2 separate regions of the Homo sapiens genome follow, and region 1 is linked to region 2. The links are chromatin contacts, found by Hi-C or POLR2A ChIA-PET in ENCODE. All regions are on one chromosome and are shown on one strand. Each heading gives the region's core, a stretch centred on a gene start or an enhancer-like site at or near the end of the contact. The rest is flanking DNA. Distances are from core to core; before and after follow the strand shown. Region 1 overlaps TOM1L2 (target of myb1 like 2 membrane trafficking protein). Region 2 overlaps RAI1 (retinoic acid induced 1).

Region 1 (6,444 bases), core at 2,197-4,696, 110 kb before region 2:
AGTAAGACTCTGTCTCTTTAAAAAAAAAAAAAAAAAAAAGTCTAGTGTCTTCCCACCCACTCCTTTACCTGGCATTTGAGGTATTACCAGCCACTTCCTCCACAAATTTTTTCCTGTGAGCGTTGTTCACTTCACACACCCTGGCCTCCAAACCCCGTGCCTTTTTATCTGCCTTTCCCCTTCTCCCCACAGCATCCTCCTCATTATCCTTACAGACCCACTGTTGTGTTGGTTTTGAGTCTTTCCTGATGTCTCAAGCCAAGCACTGCTGTGGCTTGTCTCTTGCCCACTCTGACCTTCTTGAAGCTGAGGACCATATCAGATTCAATTTGGTCTACTCAAGATCTAGCTCTGAACATGGTGGGTACCTAAGAAATATTTGCTGAATAAATAGATGTTCCAGGTCCTTGGACATTGTGATTGAGTTAATGAGGAGCCCAAGCGAGAAGGGCATTATGGAAAATCTGCAGGTGCACTGGCGCCAGTCCCTGCCTTGTCACCCCAGCAATCTCTTTTTTGTTATGACTCTTTCGCCTCCTTGAGCAGTTTGAGGGGCAGTGGCTGTTCTGTCCCCCATCTGGCCCGCCCTGGCTCCTCCGGCATGTGGTGCACTGGGAGTACCAAGGAAAGTCCCGCCCCACCCTCCCCATGGAACCTAAACCCACCTGGCTGGCGTCCTAGCTTGGGGGCCCTTCATCAGATCTACAGTCTACATTTTGTTCTCATCTGCCACCCATTTGTTTTGTTGCCACAGACTTGGGGACAGAGAGCGTCAGTGGCACCCTCAGTTCACTCCAGCAATGTAATCCCCGTGACGGCTTTGACATGTTTGCCCAGACGAGAGGAAACTCCTTGGCTGAGCAGCGCAAGACGTATGTGGGGCCCCTTTTAGTGGCTCTCTAAAGATATTGGGGGGATTGACCCATGCCTGGTCACAGGCCAGCACAAAAAGGCATTTATTTACCATGTCCAGGACTGCCAGGAACTTTAAAGCATGGCTGTAAGGACTTGGCATTAGATGCAGATACTGAATAAATACCAACTGCCCACCTCCTCCCCCACCCCCCCAAACACACACACACTCTCCTGCCCTTGGGGTTGATTGGAGTGTGATTTCTCCTGTCAGTTGTAAGAGACAGCTTTTCTCTTTTCTCCCCATGCTGCTGCTGCTGCAGACACCACCCTGCCTGGCCCCTCATCCACAGGAGAAGCTTGGAAGCAGGAGGGTGCAGCCATGCAGGGTGAACCCATTCCTTACAGCGAGATTTTCCTGACTAAAATAAGTGGTCAGAGCAGAGGCTCCTCTGATAGCAGCTCTGGCTAGGATGAGCCATCTGGAATTCAGGGAGTTGATTCCAAAAGAGAGAATCTCCTACATCTCAGGGAGGCACTGTACATGTTTTGAGCTTTCTGTTCAGCCTAAAGGCGGGTGAAACACACTTTTTCCCACCTTTCCCAGGGACCCAGCATCTTGGTGCACTCAGCACCCTGAGTCCTGCTTGGGGCTCAGTAGGGTAAGCAGAAACCCAAGGTCCCATGTACCCTTCACCACCAAAGGTTGATTGTAAAACAGATATAGCTAAAGGAGTCGGAGAGTGGAGGAAGACCTCCCATAATCAGTGACAGGCCCGGGTCCCAGAGACCACCTTCCCTGTCAAATGCCACTGAGGCTGCTGCTAATAAAATAAGAATTAATGTTACTTTGTGTTTATCTAGTCTTCCCTCTGAGGAGTATTAGGGCACTTTGGACATTCAGCTTCAGAGATGCTCAGTATTGTTACTCAAGAGAGGGATGTTGAGGTGCACAAAATCTGAGATCGCAGAGATTAGTGGCTCAGCCTGAGCTAGGACCCAGGCCTCCTAGCATCCACTGCAGGGAGACAGACAACATGAGCCCTTAGCCTCTGCTCAATGTCAAGGTTTCAGGAAATGTTTTTCCAAGGACATCTGAGGAAGGACCATAGGATAGAAGTGATTACAGGCCACTACCCCATCCCTCCATGACCACTGGAGGAAAATGAACTCTGCTTGTGCTGCTTCTTCATCTCCAGGGTAACCTATGAGGATCCTCAGGCTGTCGGAGGACTTGCTTCTGCACTAGACAATCGAAAACAGAGTTCAGAAGGGGTAGGTCTTTAACCCTGTTTTTCTGCCTGGAGTCTTCTGGAGGGAAAGTCAGGTGGTTTGGCAAAGCTGGCTGGGTAATTCAGCAGAAACTGGCTTGCACAGGGGGCAGGGACACCCTGGGGGAGAGACCCACGGGGGACACCCCGTGGAACCCAGGTAGTGCCTCATTGAGTCTTCACCTCACCCCGTGAGATGAGGCCACACATGAGCTTCCCAATCCACCCAAGAGAAAACAGTCCCAGGCAGGTGGGAGACAGGCTGAGACACCCAGAGAGCAGACAGCAAGCTGGGGTTCCAATCCTAGGATTAGTGTCCATTTCCAGAACCCCTGCTGTTCCTACCACAGTGGCCCCAAGTTCTCCAGGCACAAGTCTCCTATGGTCACCTGTTACAGTGCCACAGGGTGGTCAGTGCTCTGATAAAACCATGGCCTGCACCAGGAAGGACAATGCTGACCCGAGCCACATCTCTGATGGCCATTTGTCACTGGCCTAGCAGAGCAGTACCAACCCCATTAGAAGGCACTCGAGAGCCAGGGTTTGTTTACAGAGCTGGTGCAGTTGGGTGGTGGCTGGGAGGGTGTCCTGTGGCGGTGAGGGGGTGCGGCACAGTGAAGTGGAGGGAATGGTATGTGTTTGGGCCTCCCCAAACATAACCATGCTTTCTGTACAATTTCGGATTACTGAAGGGGAAAGAATGTGTGTCTTAATGCTTCTCATGAGATTTTTGTTTTTGCCTAACAAAGAAATGTGTATGAATGCACGTCTGTTTGCAGGGGCAGGGAGGAGGAGGGTCCTTGGAATAGCTGCCGACAACAGCTGGAACTCCTGTCTGGGTCCCCCAGCTGGGCTAGAGAGGGCAGTGATCATCTGTCCACTGGACAGGAAGGTTTGCAAAGGGCTGTTTGCTTACTGGGTCCCAATTTTTAGCCTTCTGAAGCCCCTGTCCAATGGGCCCAGGCAGGCAGCAGTGCTGGTTTCCACGGGATGCTCCTTCTTGGGGGAAGGGACTCACTCCCTCATCCATGCTGGTCTTCACCTGGTGGATCTGAGGGCATGCATCCCTCTGCACTGGTCACCAGAGGGCGCAGAAGAGCCAGCTGGCTGCCTTGGGTCCTCAGTGCCGTGCCTTTCCACAGGAGTGGGCAGTGCCACCTGAACCCCTGAGACTGGGACACTCAAAATCAATGCAGTGCTCATGGCTCTGATTCTCCCATTACTTAGAATGTCCTCCCACCTGCCCCAGCGTGGGCATTAGAGAGCCCAGCCAGGGGCCTACCAGGATACTGCCTGGTGAGGACATCCCCTCCTCGTGGCCAACCCTGGCCTGCACTGGGAGCAGCCCTGTTGTGCCCCTATGAGGCTGACCTCATTTGTCCCTCACTCTGGGTCCAGGACCTGCCTTGTCCATGCCAGGGTGTGTCCTGCTGCACCCCTGCCATTATCAGCGCCCAGGCCTGGGTCTGAGCCCAGGAGATGTGAGTGACTTCCCGCCCTTCACCCTTTGTGTGTGTGGCTTGGACTAGCTCCCTGTTTTCAAAGGTCCTGATGACTCCAGCAGGTTTTCCACCCAGCAGTAGGCAGATTGCTTTTTTTGAGATGGAGTCTCGCTCTGGCGCCCAGGTTGGGGTGCAGTGGCGCGATCTTGGCTCACTGCAGCTTTCCTCTCCCAGGTTCAAGCGATTGTCCTGCCTCAGCCTCCTGAGTAGCTGGTATTACAGGTGCCCACCACCACAGCCGGCTAATTTTTGTGTTTTTACTAGAGACAGGGTTTCACTATATTGGCCAGGTCGGTCTCGAACTCCTGACCTCAGGCACTCTGCCCGTCTTGGCCTCCCAAAGTGCCGGGATTACAGATGTGAGCCACCATGCCCGGCCATCAGATTGCTTTTCATGTTTGCTGCTCCATGGGGCAATGCCATGGCCACAGCCTTAGCGATACAGGGCAGCAGAGCATGTGGGCTGTGTGTGTCTGTGTGTGTCTACACATATTCTTGCCCACCTGCAGCATTTCAGGTTACCTTGTCCCATCCCAAGCCATGCTGACCTCGAAATGAAAACGAGGCCAAGGGAGAAATTAAGAACACAATAAAAAAGGGGAAGGCTGGGCACAGTGGCTCATGCCTGTAATCTCAGCACTTTGGGAGGCCGAGGCGGGCGGATCACGTGAGGTCGGAAGTTCGAGACCAGCCTGACCAACATGGAGAAACCCCATCTCTACTAAAAATACAAAATTAGCTGGGCATGGTGGCACATGCCTGTAATCCCAGCTACTCAGGAGGCTGGGGTAGGAGAATCGCTTGAACCCAAAGGCGGACGTTGCAGTGAGCCGACATCATGCCATTGCACTCGGGCCTGGGCAAGAAGAGTGAAACTCCGTCTCAAAAATAAATAAAATAAAATGAATGGGAGAAAATCGTGTAGCCGCACCTCTACAAATCAAATCCAACCAAGTCAGTCAAGAAAAGGTCATCCCAGGGCTGGGCGCAGTGGCTCACGCCTGTAATCCCAGCACTTTGGGAGGCCGAGGTGGGAGTTCAAGAACAGCCTGGCCAAGATGGTGAAACCCTGTCTCTAATAAAAATGCAAAAATTAGGGCCGGGCACAATGGCTCACGCCTGTAATCCCAGCACTTTGAGAGGCTGAGGTGGGTGGATCACGAGGTCAGGAGATTGAGACCGTCCTGGCCAACATGGTGAAACCCCATCTCTACTAAAAATACAAAAATTAGCTGGGCGTGGCAGCGCATGCTTGTAATCCCAGCTACTTGGGAGGCTGAGGCAGGCGAATTGCTTGAACCCAGGAGGTAGAGGTTGCAGTGAGCCAAGATCGTGCCACTGCATTCCAGCCTGGCGACAGAGCTAGACTCCATCTCAAAAAAACAGAAACAAAAATTAGCCAGGTGTGGTGGCAGGTACCTGTAATCCCAGCCACTTGGGAGGCTGAGACAGAGAATTGCTTGAATCCAGGAGGCGGAGGTTGCAGTGAGCCGAGATCGCACCACTGCACTCCAGGCTGGGTGACAGAGCAAGACTCCATCTCAAAAAGAGAAAAAGAAAAAGTCATTCTAGCTACTCAGGAGGCTGAGGCGGAAGGATCACTTGCGCCCAGGAGTTTTTGAGACCAGTCCGGGCAACACAGTGAGACCTCATCTCAAATAAATATTTTAAAAGGCAATAATACACCTAAATTTAGTATTCAAGAGTTTAGAAAAAGAATACACATGCCACTAGAAAAGAGAAAAAAAAAATGTAGGAAAAAGAAAAAAGTAGAATTGCTTTTGTAAAAGCTGGTTCTTTGAAAAGTTGACCCCCTCCCAACCCTGATAGCCGTAATTGAGAGAAGCGGCTCTGGTCAACCTTCTGTGATCTCCTGGAGATTTTCCAAGGGCACGGGAGTAGTTGGCATGAGTATGTGTTATCCTGTTGGGATTCTTGGTTACTAAACTTTTCTTCTTTTTTCCAGGCAGGTAAGGGGGACGTGCTGGGGTGGAGGTTGGGAGCAGGGCATCACATTTCCTTACGTGGCAAAGGATCACGTCTGAAGAGTGACTTTTCTGTTTCCACAATATGTGCTATTGACTTCTTTCTCATGGGTCTTGCTGTGACTTTTCTTTCTGAGACTTTTCTGTCCTCGGCCCAGAAGAGAGGTAGAGGTGGGGAGTCTGACCTGGAGCCCATAGACAGCTGGCTTATAACCCAAGGAATGGTGAGGAGTCACCAGCCGAGCCAAGCCTGCTGTCCACCCCAGCCCCTACCTGTGTAACAGCTCATGTCTTCCTCTTGTGACCTGCCGAGCCTTTGTGAATCAGACAGTACAAGGCCACACGCTTTCTTTCTGGCAGGGGTGCCAAATTTCCCCTCCTATTTTTGCATAATCTCTGTAAGCCACAGATTCCCAGTCCCAAAAATACCTCCCTGTCCCCAGGCCTTAAGAGTCTGGGACATTAGCAGGGATGAGGAGAGGGTCCTTTCCTTCCTTTTACTGTCTCCGGAGCTCCGAGCAGTATTCACTTTTCCAGGATGAGCACAAGTTACTGTGGCTTTTGCTTGGGAGGGAACAATTCTAAGGGAACAGACTCAAAGCATCTGACCAGTCAGGGAAGCCCTCTGTAGCCCAGTGCCTGTGAATTTGGCAGTCCTAGGCTTGACAGATTTTTATAATATAGTTGCTTATATCCACTAAGTCCGTCAAAATGATTTGAAACCTCTTGAAGAATACACAGGCCGGGTGCAGTGGCTCACGCCTGTAATCCCAGCACTTTGGGAGGCTGAGGCAGGCAGATCACGAGGTCAGGAGATCGAGACCCTTCTGGCCA
Region 2 (5,886 bases), core at 297-2,796:
GCAGCTAGAGGAGGTCCCATTAGGGGCTGAAGCCCCCAGTGATTTGTAGCGGGACCACATCACTCCCTTGACTCACATACCTGTCATGGCCCCTGAGGTCCCTGCCGCCAGCTTTCAGGCTCGCCTCTGCTCACTCCAGTGCTACCAAGCCCTGCAGCCCTCCACACCACAGTGCCCCACCGACATACGCGTGCGTACACTGTTTCTTCTGCCAGGTATGCCAGCCTCGGCTCCCATCCTCCTACACCTTTTCTATCATCATTTAAGAACCTATTGGAGTTCTAATCATGGCTAAGCCAGTTGTCCAAGCAACCTCCCCTCTCTGATCCTTAGCTTACTCACTGCTAACATACGGAAGCTATTTCCTATCTCACAGGGTTGTTGGTACAAATTAAACATGACGATGTATGTGAAAAGCACCTAATAGCATGTGGCATGAAGTAGTTATTTAAAAAGTGGAAACAAGAAAACCCCTACAAAAACCACCCAATCAACCTTCTCGGAGCAGCACCTCCTTCAGGAAGTCTTCCCTAATCACACCCTGGCTGTCCCCTTCTCCATGCATTTGAGTTTAAGTGCCTTTTTACTGGGCCCTCAGCTCCCTGGATGGCCCCTGGCATGGCACTACCTGGGACAACAATGACTTATTTGGGCATCTGCCCCATCTCCAACAGCCTGTAAAGACTTTGAGGGCAGGGACATTCCTGGTGGGTGCCAGGCCACACAGTCAGTGTTAGATGAATGAGTAAAGAAGATTGGGTGTCCTCATTCTTTGCCTGCCACCATGTAAGACATGCCTTTCGCCTTCCGCCATGACTCTGGGGCCACCCTAGCCAGGTAGAACTGGTCTTGCTCTGTCGCCCAGGCTGGAGTGCAGTCGCACGATCACAGCTCACTGTAGCCTCGACCTCCCAGGCTCAAGTGATCTTCCAGCCTTAGCCTCCAAGTAGCTGGGACCACAGGCACACTCCACCATGCTCAGCTAATTTTTTAAATTTTTTGTAGAGATGGGGTCTCACTGTGTTGCCCAGGATGGTCTCAAACTCCTGGGCTCAAAGATCCTCCTGCTTCTACCTCCCAAAGCACTGGGATTATAGACATGCACCACTGTGCCCAGCCAGACTGGCCCTTTTGAGATATCTTTTCAAGTTTTTTGCATGTCTGACAATTGATGGCTCCACCTGGACCTACCAAGCACTCCTGTGGCCTCCATCTAGAAGCGACTAAGCACAAGAGGGCAGCTCCAACCCAATCAGTCGGCACTCCCCATACTCTAGGCCCCTGCCACCAAACTATCTTTGAAAAAGCCCCTAACCTCAGAGTGTGGCCGGCCTCGTGTCAAATGCCCCTGGAACCCTAGAATTCGTTCTCAGCCCAGGATGGGCTGCCAGGACAGCCCTATGTCGGTTGCCCTCACCTCAAGCTCTGCCCAGTGGTCCTGACCTCAGCCCAGGCTTCAGTCTCCTTCCCAGGCTGCCACTAATTGCAGCCTCCAGCAACAGGGACTGGCCCACCCCATCTTCCACATCCTCTGACAGGCCACTAGTCAGCCAGTGGCTAAGTGCCAAGCAGCCAGCCTGAGCTCAGGGCTGGCTGGAGAAGGGGTTATAAAACATCCCAGGCAGCCCCAGGGGTTTGGGGAGGTGACGTGTGGGGGTCTGTGAGCTGTCTCCATTTCTTCTAGAAACCTCAGGGGTACTGTGCATTTACCCCAAATGAGGCTCCACTGACACAAATCTACCAGTGCCCCTGATCTGGGTGGGAAGGCTGTCAGCTTGAGGCCCCGCTGGTTCTCTCCCCAACTCAAAGCTCAGATAGGCAGTTATGGATGTCTTTGATTAATAAGAAATGGGGGCGATGAATTAATCATTATGTAATAAATGCAGTTTGTTTGGCAGCCGTATCTTTCAAAAACATGGCTCTAGTGTGTGTGTGAAATAATGAAGGAGTCCTCAGAAAACACATGGGGCTGGGCGTGGTGGCTCATGCCTGTAATCCCAGCACTTTGGGAGGCCGAGGCAGGCGGATCACCCAAGGTCGGGAGTTCAAGACCAGCCTGACCAACATGGAGAAACCCCTTCTCTACTAAAAATACAAAATTAGCCGGGCGTGGTGGTGCATGCCTGTAATCCCAGCTACTTGGGAGGCTGAGGCAGGAGAATTGCTTGAACCTGGGAGGCGGAGGTTGTGGTGAGCCGAGATAGCACCATTGCACTCCAGCCTGGGCAACAAAAGCGAAACTCCATCTCAAAAAAAAAAAAAAAAAAGAAAAGAAAAGAAAAAAAAAGAAAACACATATGGTGCTCTGGGACAGGCGATGGCTTTTGCCCCAGCAGCCCCCATCCTTGGGGGAGGCAGTGACCGAGGCTTCTTAAGGGGATGGCAGGAGCTCCTGAACTCCCAGTTTAGGGAGGGACAGAGAACGGTGGTAGCTCCTCTTAAACCCCTTAGGGCAGGGGCTCTGGGCTCAGCCCAGGTTCTCTACCTCCTGCCCAGAGCCAGACCGACCCAGTCCGCTGCCTGCCTCGCTCTGAAAGAGGACTGAACAGATGTTTCCTTCAATCAGGAAAATAACGTTGGCTCCCAGATGGGCTGCGGCACGGAAGCGCATCCTCTCCCTGCCTCCCTTTGTGACAAGGTCTTTCATTCTGGGGAGCAGCTGAGCATCGGAGATGGCGAGTGGGGGCACGGTGGCACCCCCGGGGGCATCTGCCGGGCTTGGCTATCACCCGTGTCCCTGGAGAAGGAATCCTGAAGCACAAAGGCCCCGCCGGCTGCCGTTTCCAGTGCTCGGGGCTGACAGGTGCTGGTGGAGGATCTGCTGGCCAAGAAAGGGGCAATGGTGGCCTGGTAGGCAGGGGCTGAGCCCAGAGGGATGCCTCCCAATGCATGCCAACTCCACAACGCTCATGTGGGAACAACGCACCCAGTCCCTGTCCCCGGCCATGGTATGGCTCGGCTCCCCACTCATGCCCAATCATGGCCCAGGGCAGCACCCACCTCGCAGGGCCCAAGCCTGCCCCTCTCCTCCGGCCACATCCTCACGGCTTCCTCCACCCGCTGGCCACCGTCCCTGCCTGGCCTGGACTCCACACAAGCCCCCCGGGTACACCCTGCTCACCCTTCTGTAAGCTCTGCTGGAGAAAGAGTTTTTAAAAACACATGCTGGACCAGCTCACTTACCTCCCTGCTTAAAAGCCTTCAGGGCTGGGTGTGGTTGGTCATGCCTATAATCCAGCACTCTGGGAGGCCAAGGCGGGTGGATCACCTGAGGTCAGGAGTTTGAGACCAGCCTGGCCAACATGGTGAAACCCTGTCTTTACCAAAAAATACAAAAATAGCCAGGCGTGGTGGCACGTGCCTGTAATCCCAGCTACTCAGGAGGCTGAGGTTGCGGTGAGCCGAGATCGTGCCACTGCACTCCAGCCTGGGCAACAGACCCTGTCTCAAAAAAAACAAAAACAAAAACAAACACACACACACACACACACACACAAAAGCCTTCAATGGCTCCCTGACTTAGAGAATAAAACAGAAACTCCATGGCCTGGCATCCAAGATCCAGAACCCCTTGGTGGCTCCCTACAGTGGGTTGATCATGGCCATCCCACAGGGACTCCAAAGTCAGCACATCCCAAATACCTCCCTTTCCTTAGAATATGCTCTTCCAAGCTTTTCCCTCTCCTTTCTTCTACCTAAAAACTTGTGATCTCTGTGGAGTCCCAGTTCACACTCCATGTCCCTTCAAGGTTCCCCGATCCCCATTCCCTGTCCTGCCAACCCACAGTTAGTTCCCTCCTTTGTGGACCCTCTTCCATCATCACTTTACAGGCCCACTCCCCATGGAGGGGTCATTTATCAGCTTAGGGGTCAGTCTCCCCACCAGGACTGTGAGAGCCCCTAACAGCAGGGCTCAAGGTCTGAAATCCTCGGGGTTCAGCACACAGTAGGTACACAGTAAAGATTTAATTGTGTATGTAAATGCCCACAAACAGAGTCAAAGACTCAGATTACACTAGTAAAAGTAAAGACCTCTAGGGAAGCCTAGACAGGAACTCTGACCTGTTTATGTGCCTCTACAGTTTTCCTTTTTTTTTTTTTTTTTTTTTTTTGAGACGGAGTCTCAACCTGTCACCCAGGCTGGAGTGCAGTGGCACAATCTCGGCTCACTGCAACCTCCACCTCCTGCGTTCAAGAGATTCTCCTGCCTCAGCCTCCTGAGTAGCTGGGATTACAGGTGCGCACCATCACGCCCGGCTAATTTTTGTATTTTTAGTAAGACAGGGTTTCACCATGTTGGTCAGGCTGGTCTCGAACTCCTGACCTCGTGATCTGTCCGCCTCGGCCTCCCAAAGTGCTGGAATTACAGGCGTGAGCCACCCACCGTGCCCGGCCTTCCCTTCTTTATTTACAACCATTTCCTTTCTTTTGGAATTAAAAAATGATTTTGAATGAAAACCACGCCAAGGCTGCCCCTGACAAACTGCCTGCTATTTCTGTGAACCAGTTCTGTGTGGGGCCTTGCCTTTCTGGCTACTGACCCTCATGGCCACCCTGAGGGTACAGAAATGGCTGGACCCACTTTACAGAACAGCAGACTGAGGCTCTTAGCAGGGAAGGGCCACCCAGGGCAGATGGGCTGGTGTTTGAACCCTAGGGGAACCCGAACCCCATGCTACCCCCTGGCCTCCCCCAGGCAAGCTGGGAATTAATGACGAAGAGGGGTGATACTGGCAATCCCACAGGGAGTCCTAGGTGGACAAGTCCCAAATCTGTTCCTCCTCAGGCGTCCCCGTATGCACCAGTGCCACCATTCACACAGTCACTCAGGTCTGTAGGCAAAGCCTCTTAAATACTGTGTGGCCAGAACTGTGCAAAAAAATGCAATGACTGTCTCACAGCCCAAACCAGAATCGGGCAGACAGAGCTCCTGCTGGTCTCCCCTCCATTCCCTTTTAGCTCCCCTCCCTGCCCTGAGCCTGCCCGCTCTCCTACGGCCCAGCCAGGGGCTGCAGAGTGGATCCGGGCTCCATGCAGCCTAAAAGATGTCCTTGGCCCTCCTATGCCTCATGCCAGTTCCTGATCCTGGAAGGGATCCATGGCAGCCAAGAGGCTAGTAACAATTCAGATTCCCAGGCCACCTCTAAGGATTGAGATTAAGTCAGGTCCTAGGACGGGAGCCGTGCATGTGCCCAACCAGCCAAATCCTGGGCTGCTCCTACATTTGCCAGCTGAGCTTCAGAGACCTGGTGCCTGCCCATTGGGGTCAGGAGGCAGCCCCAGAGAAACCACGTGTGTGGGGTCTGCTGCGCACATGTCCTGGAGTTTCCAGTGGCATACACCAGTCTGAAGGAGGCTGGATACCAGCAGTGATGGGCTGCTGCGGGCAGGGGCAGCGACTGGGCTCCTGGACGCTGCCACTCAGGGGCCTCCACACCCCTCTGGAACCGTGTGTTCCTGCGCCCTGGGGGCCTGGCATATAGTATGGCACAAGCAATGCTTAGGATGTGGAACCAAGCATAGCACTGGGTACAGATTCCTCCCAAATCACAAAGGCTACCATTTATCAAGTGCCTACCCATGGTGAGTGTTCTGCCTTCAGGATCTTGTTTAAAACTGGGGCTGGGGTGTGAGCCCATTGGGAGGCACTCTGGGAGGCCAAGGCAAGAGGATCACATGAACCCAGGAGTTGGAGACCAGCCTGGGCAACATAGTGAGATCCCACCTCTACCAAAAAATTAAAAATTAGCCGGGTATGTTGGCATGTGACTGTAAGTCCCAACTACTCGGGAGGCTAAGGTGGAAGGATGGTTTGAGCCTGGGAGGTTGAGGCTATGGTGAGCTGTGATCATGTCACTGCACTCCAGCCTGGGCTGCAGAGGGAGA

The links. Hi-C counts contacts between places; a loop is a spot of excess contacts on that map. ChIA-PET counts read pairs that join two places held with the same protein, here RNA polymerase II (POLR2A). Pooled maps may share reads with other maps.
Region 1: a loop to region 2 is called in a pooled map, with 3 times the contacts of the local background. The contact joins two enhancer-like sites. A Hi-C loop is called at or near these places in 2 of 168 maps with a recorded cell type or tissue (CD8-positive, alpha-beta T cell and naive thymus-derived CD4-positive, alpha-beta T cell), 2 of 37 single-sample maps with no recorded cell type and 11 of 50 pooled maps. POLR2A ChIA-PET finds 5 or more read pairs at or near these places in 7 of 52 experiments (activated CD4-positive, alpha-beta memory T cell, activated T-cell, activated naive CD4-positive, alpha-beta T cell and 2 more).

What each region holds. Positions count from the first base shown.
Region 1 is chr17:17,857,159-17,863,602 of GRCh38, reverse strand. TOM1L2 (target of myb1 like 2 membrane trafficking protein) reads left to right here. Exons shown (of 15, transcript NM_001082968.2): 11 at 755-872; 12 at 2,052-2,127. Among named protein-coding and RNA genes, the nearest start is that of SREBF1, 23 kb to the right of the region's middle. RefSeq lists enhancers at 3,455-3,504, 4,278-4,778. Within about 2 kb of position 3,446, at least 10 of the 41 ENCODE cell types and tissues checked have a DNase peak (open chromatin) inside an H3K27ac peak, as active enhancers do.
Region 2 is chr17:17,743,016-17,748,901 of GRCh38, reverse strand. The region is part of intron 2 of RAI1 (retinoic acid induced 1); the gene reads right to left. Among named protein-coding and RNA genes, the nearest start is that of RAI1-AS1, 20 kb to the left of the region's middle. RefSeq lists an enhancer at 5,340-5,841. Within about 2 kb of position 1,546, at least 6 of the 41 ENCODE cell types and tissues checked have a DNase peak (open chromatin) inside an H3K27ac peak, as active enhancers do.